Linked DNA regions of Homo sapiens: region 2 is linked to region 1. The links are chromatin loops, found by intact Hi-C in ENCODE. Cell type or tissue: HepG2. All regions are shown on one strand. Each heading gives the region's core, and the rest is flanking DNA. Links, peaks and the distances in the headings are about the cores only.

The links. Hi-C counts contacts between places; a loop is a spot of excess contacts. Peaks named below come from ENCODE experiments on the same cell type or tissue, not always from the same donor. Only the 100,000 strongest peaks of a DNase experiment are listed, where the experiment ranks them.
Region 2: it touches region 1 in a loop (2.1-fold over the local background); 1 of 110 quality-filtered maps calls a loop at or near these places.

Annotation. Positions count from the first base shown.
Region 1 is chr11:47,115,233-47,125,315 of GRCh38, forward strand. The region is part of intron 3 of CSTPP1 (centriolar satellite-associated tubulin polyglutamylase complex regulator 1); the gene reads left to right. LOC124902671 (a long non-coding RNA gene) reads right to left here. Exons shown (of 2, transcript XR_007062666.1): 2 at 9,673-10,083. Among named protein-coding and RNA genes, the nearest start is that of ARFGAP2, 57 kb to the right of the region's middle. In HepG2, for the core only: no CTCF peak of the experiment used is centred there; a DNase peak (open chromatin) is centred at 3,909; H3K4me3 peaks cover 870 bases.
Region 2 is chr11:47,061,083-47,071,165 of GRCh38, forward strand. All of the region lies in intron 3 of CSTPP1 (centriolar satellite-associated tubulin polyglutamylase complex regulator 1), which reads left to right. Among named protein-coding and RNA genes, the nearest start is that of ARFGAP2, 110 kb to the right of the region's middle. In HepG2, for the core only: no CTCF peak of the experiment used is centred there; no DNase peak of the experiment used is centred there.

The DNA.
Region 1 (10,083 bases), core at 2,161-6,160:
AGTATTTTATTGAGGATTTTTGCATTGAAGTTCATCAGGGATATTGGTCTAAAATTCTCTTTTTTTGTTGTGTCTCTGCCAGGCTTTGGTATCAGGATGATGCTGGCCTCATAAAATGAGTTAGGGAGGATTCCCTCTTTTTCTATTGATTGGAATAGTTTCAGAAGGAATGGTACCAGCTCCTCTTTGTACCTCTGGTAGAATCCATCTGGTCCTGGACTTCTTTTGGTTGGTAGGCTATTAATTATTTCCTTAATTTCAGAGCCTGTCTATTCAGACATTCAACTTCTTCCTGGTTTAGTCTTGGGAGAGTGTATATGTCCAGGAATTTATCCATTTCTTCTAGATTTTCTAGTTTATTTGCGTAAATGTGTTTATAGTATTCTCTGATGGTAGTTTGTATTTCTGTGGGATCGGTGATGATATCCCCTTTAACATTTTTTATTGCATCTATTTGATTCTTCTCTCTTTTCTTCTTTATTCATCTTGCTAGCGGTCTATCAATTTTGTTGATCTTTAAAAAAAAAAAAACCAGCTCCTGGATTCATTGATTTTTTTGTAGGGTTTTTTGTGTCTCTATCTCTTTCAGTTCTGCTCTGATCTTAGTTATTTCTTGCCTTCTGCTAGCTTTTGAATTTGTTTGCTCTTGCTTCTCTAGTTCTTTTAATTGTGATGTTAGGGTGTCGATTTTAGATCTTTCCTGCTTTCTCTTGTGGGCATTTAATGCTATAAATTTCCCTCTACACACTGCTTTAAATGTGTCAGAGATTCTGGTACGTTGTGTCTTTGTTCTCACTGGTTTCAAAGAACATCTTTATTTCTGCCTTCATTTAGTTATTAACCCAGTAGTCATTCAGGAGCAAGTTGTTCAGTTTCCATGTAGTTGTGCAGTTTTGCGTGAATTTCTTAATCCTGAGTTCTAATTTGATGGCATTGTGGTCTGAGAGACAGTTTGTTGTGATTTCTGTTCTTTTACATTTGCTGAGGAGTGCTTTACTTCCAATTATGTGGTCAATTTTAGAATAAGCGTGATGTGATGCTGAGAAGAATGTATATTCTGTTGATTTGGGGTGGAAAGTTCTGTAGATGTCTATTAGGTCTGCTTGTTGCAGAGCTGAGTTCAGGTCCTGGATATCCTTGTTAACCTTATGTCTTGTTGAACTGTCTAATATTGACAGTGGGGTGTTAAAGTCTCCCATTATTATTGTGTGGGAGTCTAAGTCTCTTTGTAGGTCTCTAAGGACTTGCTATATGAATCTGGGTGGTCATGTATTGGGGGTGCATATATATTTAGGATAGTTAGCTCTTCTTGTTGAATTGATCCCTTTACCATTATGTAATGGCCTTCTTTGTCTCTTTTGATCTTTGTTGGTTTAAAGCCTGTTTTATCAGAGACTAGGATTGCAATCCCTGCTTTTTTTTGCTTTCCATTTGCTTGGTAGGTTTTTTTTTTTTTTTTTTTTTTGAGACGGAGTCTTGCTCTGTCACGCAGGCTGGAGTGCACTGGTGCCATCTCAGCTCACTGCAAGCTCCGCCTCCCGGGTTCACGCCATTCTCCTGCCTCAGCCTCCCGAGTAGCTGGGACTACAGGCGCCTGCCACCACGCCTGGCTAATTTTCTTTGTATTTTTAGTAGAGACGGGGTTTCACCATGTTAGCTAGGATGGCCTCGATCTCCTGACCTCGTGATCTGCCCACCTCAGCCTCCCAAAGTGCTGGGATTATAGGCGTGAGCCACCGCACCTGGCCTGTTTGGTAGATCTTTCTCCATCCCTTTATTTTCAGCCTATGTGTGTCTTTGCACGTGAGATGGGTCTCCTGAATACAGTACACTGATAGGTCTTGCCTCTTTTTCCAATTTGCCAGTCTGTGTCTTTTAATTGGGGCATTTAGCCCATTTACATTTAAGGTTAATATTTTTGTGTGTGAATTTGATCCTGTCATTAAGATGTTCGCTGGTTATTTTGCCTGTTAATTGATGCAGTTTCTTCAAAGCATCGATGGTCTTTACAATTTGGCATGTTTTTGCAGTGGCTGGTACCAGTTGTTTCTTTCCATGTTTAGTGCTTCCTTCAGGAACTCTTGTAAGGCAGGCCTGGTGGTGACAAAATCTCTCAGCATTTGCTTGTCTGTAAAGGATTTTATTTCTCCTTCATTTATGAAGTTTAGTTTGGCTGGATATGAAATTCTGGGTTGAAAATTCTTTAAGAATGTTGAATATTGGCCCCCACTCTCTTCTGGCTTGTAGGGTTTCTGCCGAGAGATCCACTGTTAGTCTGATGGGCTTCCCTTTGTGGGTAACTCAACCTTTCTCTCTGGCTTCCCTTAACACTTTTTCCTTCATTTCAACCTTGGGGAATCTGATAATTATGTGTCTTGGGGTTGCTCTTCTCAAAGAGTATCTTTGTGGTGGTGTCTGTATTTCCTGAATTTGAATGTTGGCCTGCCTTGCTAGGTTGGGGAAGTTCTCCTGGATAACATCCTGCAGAGTGTTTTCCAACTTTGTTCTATTCTCCCCATCACTTTCAGGTCCACCAATCAAACATAGATTTGGTCTTTTCACATAGTCCCATATTTCTTGGAGGCTTAGTTCATTTCTTTTTAGTCTTTTTTCTCTAACCTTGTCTTCTCGCTGTATTTCTTTTCTTTTTTTTTTTTTTTTTTTTTTGAGACAGTCTCACTGTGTCGCCCAGGCTAGAGTGCAATGGCACGATCTTGGCTCACTGCAACCTCCGCCTCCCAGGTTCAAGCAATTCTCCTGCCTCAGCCTCTTGAGTAGCTGGGATTACAGGTGCCTGCCACCACGCCCAGCTAATTTTTGTATTTTTAGTAGAGACGGGGTTTCACCATGTTGGTCAAGCTGGTCTCAAACCCCCGACCTCGTGATCCACCTGCCTCGGCCTCCCAAAGTGCTGGGATTACAGGTGTGAGCCACCGCGCCTGGCCTCTTGCTGTATTTCATTAATTTGATCTTCAATCACTGACACCCTTTCTTCCACTTGATCGAATCAGCTATTGAAGCTTGTGCATGCGTCACGAAGTTCTTGTGCCATGGTTTTCAGCTCCATCAGGTCATTTAAGGTCTTCTCTACACTGTTTATTCTAGTTAGCCATTTGACTAATCTTTTTTCAAGGTTTTTAGCTTCCTTGCGATGGGTTCGAAAATTCTTCTTTAGCTCGGAGAAGTTTGTTATTACCAACCTTCTGACGCCTACTTCTGTCAACTCTTCAAAGTCATTCTCTGTCCAGCTTTGCTCTGTTGCTGGTGAGGAGCTGCGATCCTTTGGAGGAGAAGAGGTGCTCTGATTTTTAGAATTTTCAGCTTTTCTGCTCTGGTTTCTCCCCATCTTTGTGGTTTTATCTACCTTTGGTCTTTGATGTTCATGACCTACAGATGGGGTTTTGGTGTAGATGACCTTTTGGTTGATGTTGATGCTATTCCTTTCTGTTTGTTAGTTTTCCTTCTAACAGTCAGGTCCCTCAGCTGCAGGTCTGTTGGAGTTTGCTGGAGTTCCACTACAGACCCTGTTTGCCTGGGTATCACCAGCGGAGGCTGCAGAACAGCAAATATTGCTGCCTGATCCTTCCTCTGGAAGCTTCGTCCCAGAGGGCAGCCACCTATATATGAGGTGTCTGTCGGCCCCTACTGGGAGGTGTCTCCCAATTAGGCTTCATGGGAGTCAGGGATCCACTTGAGGAGGCAGTCTGTCCTTTCTCAGAGCTCAAACGCTGTGCTGGGAGAACCACTGCTCTCCTCAGAGCTGTCAGACAGGGACGTTTAAGTCTGCAGAAGTTGTCTGCTGCCTTTTGTTCAGCTATGCCCTGCCCACAGAGGTGGAGTTAGAGGCAGTAGGCCTTGTAGAGCTGCGGTGGGCTCCGCCCAGTTTGAGCTTCCCAGCCGCTCTGTTTACCTACTCAAGCCTCACCAAAGGCAGATGCCCCTCCCCCAGCCAGGCTGCCGCCTCGCAGATCAATCTCAGACTGCTGCGCTAGCAGTGAGCAAGGTTCTGTGGGCGTGGGACCTGCCAAGCTTGGCACAGGAGAGAATCACCTTGTCTGCCAGTTGCTAAGACCTTGGGAAAAGCACAGTATTTGGGCGGAGAGTGTCCCGTTTTTCCAGGTAGTCTGTCACGGCTCCCCTTGGCTAGGAAAGGGAACTCCCCGACCCCTTGTGCTTCCTGGGTGAGGCGACGCCCCACCCTGCTTCAGCTCGCCCTCCATGGGCTGCACCCACTGTCCAATGAGTCCCAGTGAGATGAACCAGGTACCTCAGTTGGAAATGCAGAAATCACCCATCTTCGGCATAGGTCATGCTGGGAGCTACAGAACGGAGCTGTTCCTATTCAGCCATCTTGGAACACTGCCCACTTCTTTTTTTTTTTTTTTTTTTTTTTTTTGAGATGGAGTTTCACTCTTGTTGCCCAGGCTGGAGTGCAATGGTGCGAGCTCGGCTCACCACAACCTCCACCTCCCGGGTTCAAGCAATTCTCCTGCCTCAGCCTCCCGAGTAGCTGGGATTACAGGCATGCACCACCACGCCCAGCTAATTTTGTATTTTTAGTAGAGACAGGGTTTCTCCACGTTGGTCAGGCTGGTCTCGAACTCCTGACCTCAGATGATCTGCCCACCTTGGCTTCCCAAAGTGCTGGGATTACAGGCGTGAGCCACCATGCCCGGCCTTATCCCCATCTTAATGATGATGGAATTGAAGCTCAAAAAATTTAAGTAACTAACTTGCCCCAGATCATTTGTCTAGTAACCAGTGGAGCTGAGCTATGAACCCAGAACCCAGGATTGACTAACTCCAAAAAATGTGCTTTCAACCATGAGGACAATCCTAAGAGTCACCTGAGCTATTTAATTAAATGTGGATTCTCACTCTCTTGACCCCAGGGATTCTGATTTTGCTTCTGTGGGTTTAGGGTACAGGTGATTCATGATCATATGTTGAGATGCATTGAGATATACTACATTGCTTTTAGGGTTTCACATCTGTATAGGGAGGCATAGGGATAAAATTCATTGAACGTTTTTTTAACTGTGTACTGTGTGCCAGTCCCCTTGATATGTATAAGCAAGTGAGATGGAGTCCCTACCCTCAAGACTTGGTCTAATGGGACCTTGGAACCCTGCCTTGACTCTGTCAGACTACCTCACTTGAGCAAGCCACTTACTCTTTAAGCCTTAGTTTCTCTATCTGTAAAATGGAGATAGTCAATTACTTACTTCAGAGCAAAAGGCCTGATCTATGATCCTGTGATTCCCAAGGCTCTTTTAAGTTGTGAAGTCACAGGGTGGACTAACTTCCAATGCTGAGAACAATGATGGGGTGGTGATGGGTCAGATAGACAAATAAATCAATAATTCAACCACCAATAAATAGTGGAATATGTAAAAGCATGCGCTTTGGAATCTGGCAGATCCATGATTCAAAGCTCGAATGTGCTTGCCTCTTGCTAGTTACGTAACTGGGCAAATTACTTCACTGCCCTGTGTCTGCAAGTAAAATGAGGACAGTACTTACCCTATAGGACTGCTGCGAGACATTCAATGAGAGTAATGATGCACAGCACTCAGTACAGCAGCTTAAAAACAGGTAACACCATGAAGCACTACAGAAGCAGTGATCAATAAATGGTTTAGAGACAGTAAACATCCAAAGACGCAGAAGAGTTTTACAGTTTTACAGCCTACTATTTTATAGTTTAAATTTGGTTACATTTTTTGTTGTTTTTAATATAACTTACATGGAAATCTTTTTAAAATGTATATGATACGTATACAGTGGCCTTCCCTGCCATCTTATGTAATTTAACTCCTCTAGGCATCTAAGCATCATCTTTGTCATCATAAATTATTTTACTCTGCTGGAAAAGATCATTGCCTTCAGGACCCACTGAAATGTACCCTAAATGTATCCAGATTATATTTAAAATATATTTTTCTGCCTCTCTGTTAGGTCATGTAGTTAATGCCTAATTATAGTTCTTTTTCCTCTCCTTGTTTACCCTGTCTAATCTGTATTGGGCTTAGAAACTAGTGGCCAAGCTTGTTAAAACTGCGAGTATAATCAGAGTATGTCTTGGAACCCTGTAAGTTAGCCACACGAGCTTTTGTATGTGGACTTCATGAAATCTTCTTGCCTACTTGGAGACTTATTGACATTTAGATATTTGGCATTGCCTATTAGTTAAGTTTTAAATTGACTAGATATTACTGTGTAAGGTACAGATACCTGAAAAAAAATTCCATTATTCTCAGCTTTGGAAGTTGATCCAATCTATGACTTCACAACTTAAAAGAGCCTTGGGAATCATGGGCTCATAGGTCTGGCCTTTTACTCTCAAGTAAATAGCAATTGATTATTATCTCTTTTTTACAGACAAAGAAATTGATCCCTAAGTGTAAGTAGCTTGTTCAAGTGAGGTAGTCTGGCAAAGTCAAGGCAGAGTTTCAAGTCTCCCAAGCCTGCCCTTCCGCTCTGCCACACTGTTCCCAGGAGGAAACAATCATCTTAGGCTGTAGAAAGGAAGGAAAACTATCAATAAATATGGTTAAAGATTAGAAAAATGGCCCAGCACGATGGCTAATGCCTATAATCCCAACACTTTGGGAGGATTGCATGAGCCCAGGAGTTTGAAACCAGCCTGGGCAACATAGTAAACACAGTGACATCCCTACAAAAAAAAAATTGCTGAGCATAGTGATATGTGCTTGTACTCTCAGCTACTCTGGAGACTGAAGCAGAAGGATCACTTCAGCCCAGGAATTCGAGGGTGCAATAAGCTATGATCACACCACTGTACTCTAGCCTGACAACAGAGCAAGACCCTGTCTCAAAAAAAAAAAAAAAAAAAAAAATATATATATATATATATATATATATATTAGAAAAATGAGATCTATGGAGGATATTGTAACTATTCAGTTCTATGCCCTTATTTTGATAGATGTTTTTCCTGTCACTCCTGCCCTCATTTGAAGGGGTTTATAACCTTAGTATGCCATCAGTGAGCCTGAACATCTCTATAAGGGAGGACCAAGGGGCATTATAATAAGATCCAAAAACATAGAATTATAAAAGATGATGATCTTTTCATCATGGATGAAACAAGGTGTAGGGAAGGAACTAAATGGCATTCAGGTGACTTAGAGGGGGAAGAAAGAGCCACTGAGAACGAGGGACATGGAAACAGGTTTCTGAAGGAAGATACATACTTGACCATCTCTGTGGATGGTTTCCTGCCTGCCGGCCTGCCATCCTTCCTTCCACAGCTTTGTTAAGATACAATTTATATACCATAAATCAAAATGGCTTTTTAAAAAATAAATCTTCTTAAATAATTCTTTTTTATTTTTTATTTTTTTTGAGGCAGAGTCTTGCTCTGTCACCCAGGCTGGAGTGCAGTGGCATGATCTCAGCTCACTGCAACCTCCGCCTCCCAGGTTCAAGCAGTTCTGCCTCAGCCTCCCTAATAGCTGGGATTACAGGTGTGCACCACTGTGCCTGGCTAATTTTTGTATTTTTAGTAGAAACGTGGTTTGCCATGTCGGCCAGGCTGGTCTCGAACTCCTGACCTCAAGTGATCCACCGGCCTCGGCCTCCCAAAGTGCTGGGATTACAGGCATGAGCCACTGCAGCCAACCAAAAAATAAATCTTATTCTTCTGATTGCAAGAAAGCACATATCATCCACGGTCCCCAAACACTGAGTTAACTACTATTTTTAACTCTGTTGATGTATCCCATTCTTTTCCCTATGCAAATTTTTATTCTTTTTTTTGTTGTTATTTTAAAGCAAACATGGAACCATACTCTATATGACAATTTTTATTTTGCTCTTTCCTCTTAATATCATGAGGTCATGTACTTTGTTTTCATCTTAAACTCATTTCATCAGATGAATTAAATCTTTATTGTAAAAGCTTCCAAAGAGAAATTCCTCATCTGGGGTTGAAAATTCAGATGCCAACACTGGCCAGGCAGGTCATATAAGAAGCATACGTGTTATTCGGTGGTAAACTGGCAACAGCATCCTCTTCCCCAGCTCCAGCTGATTGTGGTCATGCAGGAATGCTGGCCCATCATTACCAGGTCTTCTGATTTTTTTCTAAAAAAGAGAGCTATCTGAAATCTAGATTGTGTTGTGGGAAATATCTTAATGTTTTGCCTCAAAATTTAAAAAGTACACTTCAAGCCAAACAAAACCTGGCTGCCAGCTATATTCTCTGTCCCAGACAGTGAGTGCTAAGAGTTTCACAAGCATTATCTCATGTATTCTTCACAGCAGTCTTGCTCCTCTAATGGTTATTTATTAGGAACCAACAATGAATAAAAAATCAAAATCCTTGCTCTCTTGGAGCTTCTGTTGGGGAGACAGTTACTGCTCTGGAGAAAAAATAAAGCAGGAAAACAAGATGGGGGTAGAGGGAGAGTTCACAGCATTCCCACTCTGCTAGCAAGTTATGTGCTAGATGGTCAGATTATGACTGGGCACCGTGGCTCACGCCCGTAATCCCAACACTTTGAGAGGCCGAGGTGGGTGGATCACCTGAGGTCAGGAATTCAAGACCAGCCTGGCCAATGTGGTGAAATCCCACCTCTACTAAAAATACAAAAATTAGCCAGTGTGGTGGCTTGAACCCGGGAGGCGGACGTTGCAGTGAGCCGAGATCATGCCATTGCACTTCAGCCTGGGTGACAAGAGTGACTCTGTCTCAAAAAACAAACAAACAAATTATGCGCTACCCAGTCTTTGTGCTACTTCCTCAACCACAGAGAATGACAATGAAAGAATCCTAGAATGTTAAACCCAAAAGCAACCGTCACAATTATTGAGATTAAAAGGTTTGTACATTTTCAAATAGTTCTTAATGGTCTTACTTTTTTTTTTTTTTTTTTTTTTTTTTTGAGACAGAGGCTCGTTCCGTCACCCAGGCTGGAGTGCAGTGGTGCGATCTCGGCTCACTGCAACCTCCACCTCCCAGGTTCAAGCAATTCTTCTGCCTCAGCCTCCTGAGTAGCTGGGATTACAGGCACGTGCCACCACGCCTGGCTAGTTTTTGTATATTTAGTAGAGACGGGGTTTCACCATGTTGGTCAGGCTGGTCTCGAACTCCTGACCTCGTGATCTGCCCACCTCAGACTCCCAAAGTGCTGGGGCATAAGCCACCGCACCCGGCCTTAATGGTCTTACTTTTAAAAAATCCTTTGATGTCTTCTCATTGCTCATACTTTTGTTTACTTTCTTAATTTTAAAAATAGGTTATACATGAAAATGACAAAATTCAAAAGGGTATACAATCTTATATACTTTAAAATATACTTTACTTAGTCTATCCTATATACTTTAAAATGTATTTTACTTAGTCTAATCAGCCGTGATCATTTATTTATACGTGAGGCATGACAGGAAGAAATTGAGGCACAGAGTTGGTATCCAATGGAAGGCCACCCATTGATGGAGAAACCAAACCCCAGTGAGTAAAACCAGACTTTGTCTTTCAGAATTCTTGTGCATAAATGAAGTTGGGTAGATTCATCCTGATGCCACTGGATATTTTTCATTTTTTTTCTTTACTTTTTGTATGCCTGCCAGTCTCAGTGAAAGATAAGGATCAGGGTTCAGAAAGCCTAACTATTGTGTCGTTTCCCAGGATGGAGAGCACTATCATTTGGTTCACATTTTTATTAAAATAAGATGAGTGATTCACTCACATTACAGGCAAAGGATCCTTTACCAGGAAACCATACTTTGAAAAACAAAGCTGATGGCTTTAAGGAACAGTAACTACTAACATCAATTTCCTTTCCCATCAAGTCCCAAAAGAGTCAGACACTCTTCTTTCTCTAGCTGCCTCATTCTCTTCCCGATACATATCCATATAATTATAGATAGGGTACATTACATATACCCATAAAAGACAAAACAGCAGGAAAGACAAAGGTAGATTCATCTGAAGAGATGTGTGTGTTTATCTATATCCAGTCTTCTTTCTGGTTCTTGCTGTTTCTGTTCCTTACGTCTGTTTTTTTAGTTGATAGGTAGCCGTAAATCCATCATCATTGGTGGAAGCTAGTGGAT
Region 2 (10,083 bases), core at 2,204-6,203, 54 kb before region 1:
TTTTCCTTTCCTTTTTTTTCTTTCATCTTTTATGTTTCACTCTGAATTCACAGTGGTTTTGTGTTCATATTTATTCATTCGACAAACATTTATGTATCAGTTCTTGGTGATAAAGCAGTGACTGGGACAGACAGAAATTTTTATTCTTGTCAACTTTGCTGTATGATCAGAAAATTGACAAAAATCCCTGCTTTTATAGAGCTTACATTCTAGGAATCAGGGAATTGCAGTGGGTCTATCTGAGTATGTGATAAAAATCTGTTAGTTTTTCTAAAATATCTATTGTTTATGGTGGACAAAGTGATGTCAAGGGAAAATGCAGACACTTTAGGCTGAAATGAAGATGTTGGTCTGACTTCTTTTTGTAATTGCCTTGAACTTCACTTGATTTTGCTTGTCACTAATCCTTATCTTCACCAGTAAAAATCATTCAGTGAGGATTAATAGCGCTTTACTACAGGAGTGGGTGGCTGTCTTTGAATTATTAAAGAGCAATTGTTGCTTCTGTAATGTTTTAAACAAACAAGAACTGTTCCATGTGGTCTCTTCAGTGATGTGGGCCCCACCAGCCAATTATCTTCACCTGCTCCAGCCAGTGCATCTCCTCTTCTCATTTTCTCCCAGAAACCAGATGTAGACAATCAACAAGAATTTCAGTGCCTGTTTCCTAGCTCCCGTTTTGTTTATTTCTCCTGAGTTCCTAATTTTCCCTTTGTTTTTCATGTTTATTTCCTTCTTCAAAATCTTTTCTCCAGGGAGAAAATTGACAATTGATGGCCCCTCAAATCATTCACCTCTGTACCTCCAATAACTTTAATCTTTCCCCCTATTTAATGTTCTCTTTTTTTTCAATGTTGGTTATTTGGGGCTCTTACGCAAGCATTCCTGGAATGCTTTTGTCACTATCTTCTCTCCCACCTGAAGCTCCTCAACCCTCCATACATAATACCTGTAGGTTTTAGTTTTAAAGGTCAGGTCCTTAAAGAAGCCTTCTCTGTGACTCCCTTCCTTATCTGAATTGGGTCCTTCCATTATAATTTTTCAGATTATCCTCTGATTTTTATCATATCATTTATTACAGTTTCTGACTCAGTATTTACTTGAATGACTTTTAATGTCCATCTCCCTTATTAAAATTATAAACTTTATGAGTACAGGAACCTTGTTTGTTTTGCCAGTAATTATATCCCTAGCACCTAATACAGGTGAATGATTTTTTTGTTATATAATATGAAGGCTTACCTTTTCCCAGTAATGATACAGAAGATAGATTATTGAATGGATTATATTATCATTCATTTTATCAGAGGATAGGTTAGTTTTTAAAATCTGCTTTACACTAACTTTTCTATATTGTATAGGAACTTCTGATTTAAATTAATAATAGCTACCCCTTATTGAGCAAATGCTATATGCCAGGTACTAAAGTTCATGTTTAAAGTGTTCCACTAAAAACCAGCCTAATCAAAGCTATACTATACTAAATAACACCTAATTAAAATAATATTCAGTATTCCAAAATAAGGATTTGAAAGATTTAGATCATGATCTGTAATCAAACTTTAAACACTGGTGAATAGTACATCCGTTCCTTCTTTTGTATTCTGGGTTTTTGCCTTCACTCCATGAAAGGTATCACAAACTAGTAGTCGGCTAACTACACATGCCTTGGCCTACAGATGTGTCTTCTTTGACTTTCAGTGTTAAAAATACTTAGATTCAATTAGATGCCAATGTTTCACATAAAAGTCTCAATTTCAGTTTCACTTGAAGAATGGAAAATCCTCCCAGCACCATGCCCACATTCCTGCAGGGAGACAGTTCACCAGGGCAGAGATGCAGCTGCTCCCTTTAGACAGGGCATGTGGTCTCAGATTTACCACCAACCCAAGCTGCCCTGCTTCACCTGCTGACATTCCCTGCGCGTCTGTAGGCATTGGAGTTTGCTACCATTGCTAGAGCTTCTTGGTCCATTTATAATCACTAAAAGGTAAAGTTTCACTCTTAATTCAGTCAGGAGCTTTTTCCTCAACTATTAATAGATTCTCTTTCTCTTTTCTCCTTGATATCTCCATGATATCACATAAAATTTTAGAATTAGAAGGGACCTTAGAAATTATTTCATCTTGAAACTAGGTCTTAAATATATATATATGGTTTTTCTTATTATTGTGGTAAAATATATAACAAAATTTACCATTTACCACTTTTTAATTTGAGAAATCTTTTTTATGGCAATAAAACCTATATAACAAAACTTACCACTTTAACCATTTTTAAGTGTACAGTTCCGTGGCATTAAGTACATTCACAGTGTTGTGCAACCATTATTACCCTCCATCTCCAAAACTCTTTATCTTGCAAAACCGAAACTCAGTAGCCATTAAACAATGACTCCCATTTCTCTCCTCCTCCAGTCCCTAGAAACCACCATTCTACTTTCTGTATCTATGTATTTGACTATTCTAGATACATCAGATAAGTGTGTACAATATCTGTCCTTTTGTGTCTCACTTATGTAACTTAGCATGATGTTTTCAAAGTGCATCCATGTTGTAATATGTATCTGAATTTCATTCCTTTTTATGGCTGAATAATATTCCATTGTGTGTATATACCACATTTTGTTTATTCATTCACCTGTTGATGGCCACTTGGGTTGTTTCTACATTTTCGCTGTTGTAAGTAATGCTGCTATGAATGTAAGTGTACAAATATCTTTCTAGTCCCTGCTTTCCATTACTTTGGGCACATAACTAGAAGTGGGATTACTGTACCATACAGTAATTTTATGTTTAATTTTTTGAGGAACTGCTGTAAAGTTTTCTACAGCAGGTGTATCATTTTACATTCTCACCAGCAATGCATAAGGGTTCCAGTTTCTCCACATCCCCAATAATGCTTGTTGCTATTTTCTATTTTTCTGATAATAGCCATCCTAAAGAATGTGAAGTGGTATCTCATGGTTTTGATTTGCATTTCCTTAATGACAAATGATGTTGAGTGTCTTTTAATATGCTTATTAGCCATTTTATATCTTCTCTAGAGGAGTATCTATTCAAGCCCTTTGCCCTTTTTGAATCAGGCTGTTTTGTCGTTGAGTTGTAGGAGTTCTTCATGTATTCTGGATATTCATTCCTTATCAGGTATATGATTTGCAAATTTTTTTTCTGTTCTGTAGGTCATCTTTTCACTTTTTTTTTATCATATCCTCTGATGTACAAAAGTTCTTAATTTCAATGAAGTCCAATTTATCTGTTTTTCTTTTGTCCTCTGTGTTTTTGGTGTTATATCTAGGAAATCATTTACAAATCCAGTGTCATGGAGATTTCCCCTATGTTTTCTTCTAAGAAATTTCTAGTTTTAGCTCATAAATTTAGGTATTTGATCAATTTTGAGTTAATTTTTATGTAAGGTATTAGGTAAGGGTCCAACTTCATTCTTTTGCACGTGCATATTCAGTTTTCCCAACACCATTTATTGAAAAGACTGTCCTTTCTCCCCTTGAATGGTACCCTTTGCACCCTTGTCAAAAGTCAAATGACCATATATATGAGGATTTTTGTTTCTGGGATTTACATTCTCTTTTGTTGGTTTGCCTGTCCTTATGATTACTGTGGCTTTGTAATAAGTTGGGGTTTTTTTGTTTTGTTTGTTTGTTTGTTTGGTTTGTTTGTTTTGAGATAGAGTCTCACTCTGTTGCCCAGGCTGGAGTGCAGTGGCACGATCTCAGCTCACCGCAACCTCCACCTCCTGGGTTCAAGCGATTCTCCTGCTTCAGCCTCCTGTGTAGCTGGGATTACAGGCACATGCTACCACACCCGCTAATTTTTGTATTTTTAGTAGAGACGGGGTTTCATCATTTTGGTCAGGCTAGTCTTGAACTCCTGACCTTGTGATCCACCTGCTTCGGCCTCCCAAAGTGCTGGGATGATAGGCTTCAGCCACCACACCCAGCCTTGTAATAAGTTTTAAAATCAAGAAATGTGAGTCATCCAACTTTGTTCTTCTTCAAGGTTGTTTTGGGTATTCTTGGTCCTTTTAAAGATATTTTATGAATGGTTTTTTCTATTAAAAAATACCATTGGAATACCATTGGAATTTTGATAGGATTGCAGTGAATCTATAGATCACTTTCGGTGGTAGTATCACCTTGACAATATTAAGTCATTTAATCTATGAACATAGGATGTGTTTCCATTTATTTAGGTCATCTTCAGTTTCTTTCAGCAATTTTTTTTTTAAGAGAAAGTGTCTTGCTCTGTTGCCCTGGCTGGAGTGCAGTGGCACAATCATAGCTAATTGTAGCCTTGAACTCCTGGGCTCAAGCAATCCTCCCACCTCTGCCATCAAGCCCAGCTAATTTTTTATTTCTTTTAGAGATGAGGTCTCACTCTGTTGCCCAGACTGGTCTCAAACTCCTGGCCTCAAGCAATCTTCCTGCCTCTGCCTTCCAAAGCAGAGGGGTTGCAGGCATGAGCTACCACGCCCAGCCTCTTTCAGCGATGTTTTGTAGTTTTCAAGTATACAAGTCTGTCACCTCCTTGGTTAAATTTATTCCTAAGTATTTTATTCTTTTCATGCTATTGTAAATGGAATTGTTTTTCTTAGTTTCCTTTTCATATTTTTCATTGTTAATTTATAAAAATATAATTGATTATTATTATTATTATTTTTTTGAGACAAAGTCTCACTCTGTCGCCCAGGCTAGAGTGTAGTGGCGTGATCTCGGTTCACTGCAACCTCCGCCACCCGGGTTCGAGCAATTCACCTGCTTCAGCCTCCCAAATAGCTGAGATTACAGGGACATGCCACCACCCCAGCATGTAATTGATTTTTGTATCTTGATTTTGTATGCTGCATCTTTGCTGAATTCATTTATTAGGTCTAACAGTTGTGTGTGTGTGTGTGTGTGTGTGTAAAATCTTTAGGGCTTTCTGCATATAAGATCATATCATCTGTGAACAGAGGTTATTTTATTTCTTTCTTTCTAATTTGGATGCCTTGTGGGTTTTTTTTTTTTTTTTTTTTTTTTGTTTGTTTGTTTTTTCCTTAATTGCTCTGGCTAGAACTTCCTGTACTATGATGAATAGAAGTAGTGAAAGCAGGCATCTTTGTCTTTTTCCTGATCTTAGGGGAAAAGTTTTTCAGTACAGCAGGTCCTCAAATAACATAATTGCATTATAACATTGATGAGGAAAAAAAAAATTGATTCCCAGCTGGGGCCACTGTGTGAAATTTGCACATTCTCCCCATGTCTGCATGGATTTTCTCTGGGTACTCCAGTTTTCTACCACAGATGTATGTGTTGGGTTCATTGGTGTGACTAAATGGTCCCAGTGTGAGTGAATGTTGGTGTGTGTGTGTGCTCCCCGAGATGGAATGAGATGTCCTGTACAGGGCTATCCACCTTGTGTCCCAGGCTTCCAGGATAGGCTCTGGCCACCTGCAACCCTAAGCTAGAATAAGCAGGTTGGAAAATGAATGAATACAAATTATTATTGAATACAAATTATTATCAAATACAAATTTATAAAGTAGATGATAATCATACAACTGCACAACAATAAGCGATGAGGTATGAAAGCGTTCAGCTAGCCCACCATATTTGTGATTGTTTTTTAATTCATGGTCGGAGGAGGTGCTCCTTAAATTTTTCTATTTGCAAATATCTATTCCCTTATTTAATCCACCACCACTACAACTGTCGTCATTCAGCGATTCACCAAAAATTGGGTAATCTTACTTGTTGTTATTAACCTTTCTTAAATGTATGTATAGCCCACATTTATTTCAATGTTTAATATTAGAGGTGTGTAGGGTCTTTATTTAGAAGTTGGGTGATTATTTGTGACCAGAAACATGCCATAGGAACTTAACTCTTGTTTATGTCGATTAGCCTATGATGAAATTGGTTTTATTATACCTTGTTTCACTTAAAGTCAGTTTCCAAGAACCTATTGATGAGGTTGAGGACTTTTATTTGGTTTTAAGGTAAAAGTGTGCCAAAAAATTGAGATTCATACAGATAAGTAGCTTCAAATACTAATAGATTTGTTTTTAACATTTTGACTGATCTTTTTTTAGCTTTACTAATGTTCAGAAAGGGAGTAATAGTAAATTTGTGTTTCAAAGCTGAGTTGCTCACATTCCTAATTAATGAGTAATCACTCTGGAGAAATCAACAAATTTTCTCAGCTAGTTTAAAAATTTTATTGTTTGGAGAAAAATAAATGTATATTATAACATCATATATAAGTTGTTCAATGGTATTATTTTTTGAAAAGATCAGATGACTCAAAGGCTAGTATGACTGAACTGTGTCTGCCCCCCCCAAATTCCCATGTTGAAGCCATACCTCCAATGTGACTATATTTGAAGAAATTCCTCCTGTAAGGAGGAAATTAAGGTTAAGAGAGGTGATAAGGGTAGGGCTTCATCAGATAGGAAGGATTAGTATCCTTGCAAGAAGAGACACCGGAACTGGTGTCCCTGTAAGAGGAGATACCAGAGAGCTGCCCATGCCCCTCCACGTGAGGACACAGTGAGAAGGCAGCTGTCTGCAAACCAAGGAGAGAGCCTTTACCAGACACCAACTCTGCTGGCACCTTGATCTCAGACTTCCAGTCCCCAGAACTGTGAGAAAATTAATTTCTGCTGTTTAAGTCACTCAGTCTATGGTATTTGTTACGGCAGCCCGGACAGACTAACACAGAGGTCTTCTTTTTAACTCACAGTTTCAGCACAGAAAGATTCATTTTATTTTGCATGTTGACTCCAAAACCTGTTTTGATTTATCATTAACATTTTATCTGAAGTTGTGAGTATGGCCGTGTTGTGACCCTGCGTTATCAAATTGAGCCATCTAATTTATTTCCACATTGATAAACTTATATTCAATGGATTTTAGTTTAAGGTAGAAATAATGGTAATTACTTTTTTTTTTTAACTGTAGTCCTCATACCTGCCTTATGTCAATCAGGAAACTTTAGTATAAAAGAATAAATTTTGATACAACTGCTTATATCCCTGCAAATAACTCAGAAAGATCTGCAGCTTAAAGACTTTGTCCTAATAAAACTGACAGCCTGTATCAATCTGTATGTTATCCAATGTAATATTTTTTAAAATGTAAATGTTAATTTTGAAAACTGCATGTGTAATTTTGGCCAGGCACAGTGGCTTATGCCTGTAATCCCAGTACTTTGAGAGGCTGAGGTGGGCAGATCATTTGAGGCCAGGAGTTCAAGACCAACCTGGCCAACATGGTGAAACCCTGTCTCTATTAAAAACACAAAAATTAGTGAAGCACGGTGGCGCGCGCCTGTAATTGCAGCTACTCAGGAGGCTGAGGTGGGAGAATTGTTTGAACCTAGGAGGCAGAGGTTGCAGTGAGCCAAGATCATGCCACTGCACTCCAATATGGGTGACAGAGCAAGACTCCATCTCAAAAAAAAGAAAAGAAAACTTCTTGTATAATTTTAACTGCTAGTGCTTATCTACACAATATTTTTGGCTGCCTTCTCTTTTATGTGATCCTCTACTCCTTGAATTTTTTTCTGCCATTGCCTTTCCAGTCACCGTACAAATATGACTACCTTATACTACTTTGTTAGTATCTTAACACTTAAAGACTTCCATTTTATAATTATCAAGCATTTTATAAAATAATAAATTTACTTTGCATTTGCTTCTATACCAGATCATATAAGTAAAAGGAGAGCTTGACAACATCTGTCTTCTCATCCAGTATAAAGATTTTATGTAATCTCAGCTTTCATGCCAATATAGTCCTGGATTAAAAAGAAAATAAAAAGACCAGAGCAGATAATAATTTCCTAATCAGTGGCACATTTACAGTTGCAAATATATATATATATTTGTGGAGTAGGAGAAATTCCACAAATGAGTTAACCTATGAGCACAGGTTGATAGTGTGTGTATATTAAAATTTACTGTGTAACATATTTAGTGTACATTTTGTTTTTCTTATAGACTTTAAATAAAAGTATGTTTTTAATAAGAATTGAAATTAAACTTTTATAGAAACTTCTAAGTGCCTCTGCAAATTTCTAAGCTTCTGTGGAACATGGTTTGAAAACTACTGATCTACTTCAACCCTTCCCCATTGTGTAAATATAAAAATCAAAGCCAAGGTCTCCTAGTCACTTGGTAGGACCTGTAAAACCAAGACTAAATTCAGGTCTTCTGGTTGTCAGTCAAATGTTCTAGCCATTATCATGCTCTGCTGCTAAATGAACATATACATTTTGTGTCATTTAGTCTCTGAGATGAATGTATGATTTTGTAGCCCAAAACGTAATTGTAGTAGTTAAGGCATAAGAATGCATTGCCCATGTGATTTTATTTCTTCTTTCATTGTTTTACAGATGAAGGTAAAGTAGCTACAAGTTCTTTAATTTTAAGTTCCATTTTACCTATCTTCAAGAGAAAAAATAGTTACTCCACCTGGTTTAAAATTTAAAAATAATAATTCTTATTAGAGAGGGACGTATAATACTTGTTTATTGGATATTTCATGCTTTGAAGGACATAATAAGCAGATTTTGGAAGTTCTTTGAAAATACAAGAGTTTTATTGTTGTTGTTGTTGCTGTTTATTTTATTATTATTATTTTTTTTTTGAGACAGAGTCTCACTCTGTAGCCCAGGTTGGAGTGCAGTGGCACGATCTCACTCACTGCTACCTCCTCCTCCTGGGTCCTGGTTCCAGCAATTCTCCTGCCTCAGCCTCCCAAATAGCTGGGATTACCGGCATGTGCCACCATGCCCAGCTAATTTTTGTGTTTTTAGTAGAGACGGGGGTTTCACCATGTTGGCCAGGCTGGTCTTGAACTCCTGACCTCATGATCCACCCGCCTTGGCCTCCCAAAGTGCTGGGATTACAGGCATGAGCCACCGCACCCGGCCGTTGTTGCTTTTTAATTTTAAAGTTAGGCTGAAGTGAGACTGTAACACACAACGTTATTAAACGCATTCTCTAAAGTAGATCTACCAAGCCAGGCACAGTGCACATGCCGGTAATCTCACTTGAGCCCAGGAGCCCAGGAGTTGGAGAACATAAGTGCACTATGAATGTGCCTGTAAATACCCACTGATCTGCAGCCTGGGCAACAGAGTGAGACACCATCTCAAACAGGGTGGGTGGATGGATGGAGAGAGGGGGAGAGAGAGAGAGAGAGAGAGCTGGAAGTATGTAAAAGCAAATATAAATAATGTTGAAAATTTAATATTTTCCAGTTTTATTTTGCTTGGCATAACCTGCTCTTGATTCCCACTGATACCGCCTGACCCTAATTTAGAAACCTAATTAGACACCTTGGGGAGGTTGTCAAAAAGACAGATTCCTTGATCCCACCTCAAACGTACTCGACCACAGCCAGCAGGCAAGGGGCCTGGGAATTAATTTTAACAAGCATTTCAGGTGATTCTTAGGATCACTCAAGTTTGGGAAACATTAAGCGGTTTCAACCCTGCTTGCATATTAGGATCAGCTAGGGTGCTTTTAAAAAATACTGTTGCCTAGGTCCCTCCCCAGACCACTTTAATCAGAATCTTTTTGGTTGGGACCCAGGCATTTTAAATGCTCTGCAGGTGGTTCTCATACACACTGAAGCTTGAGAACTCCTGCAAGACAGTTGGAAATGTAATTCTCTGAAGCACAGCCCTGGTCTTGTCACTGCTGCTGAGAACCTCAATGGTTCTGTATTGCCTACTAATGAAATATGAATTTATGACTATCATAAGGCTACTCATGACCCAACACCAGCTTTCCAACCACTACTCTCCTACTTATAGACTATACTCTGGCCACACAGAAACACTTTCCCCAAACACTCCTTGTGCTTTCCCCCTTTCACACCTCTGTTTTTGCTTTCCCACCATGTAGAACTTTCCCCCATGTCTGTCTGTCACAGTCCTGCCCATCCTCAAATAGACCCAGCTCAAGTAGATTCCCATTTCCTCCTGTCCTTGCCCTCCCCTGCCTCCATTCAAAAGCGACCTCTTAGGGCATTTGTCCTATCATACCTTATATTTAGTTATTGGCAGATACATAGTCTCT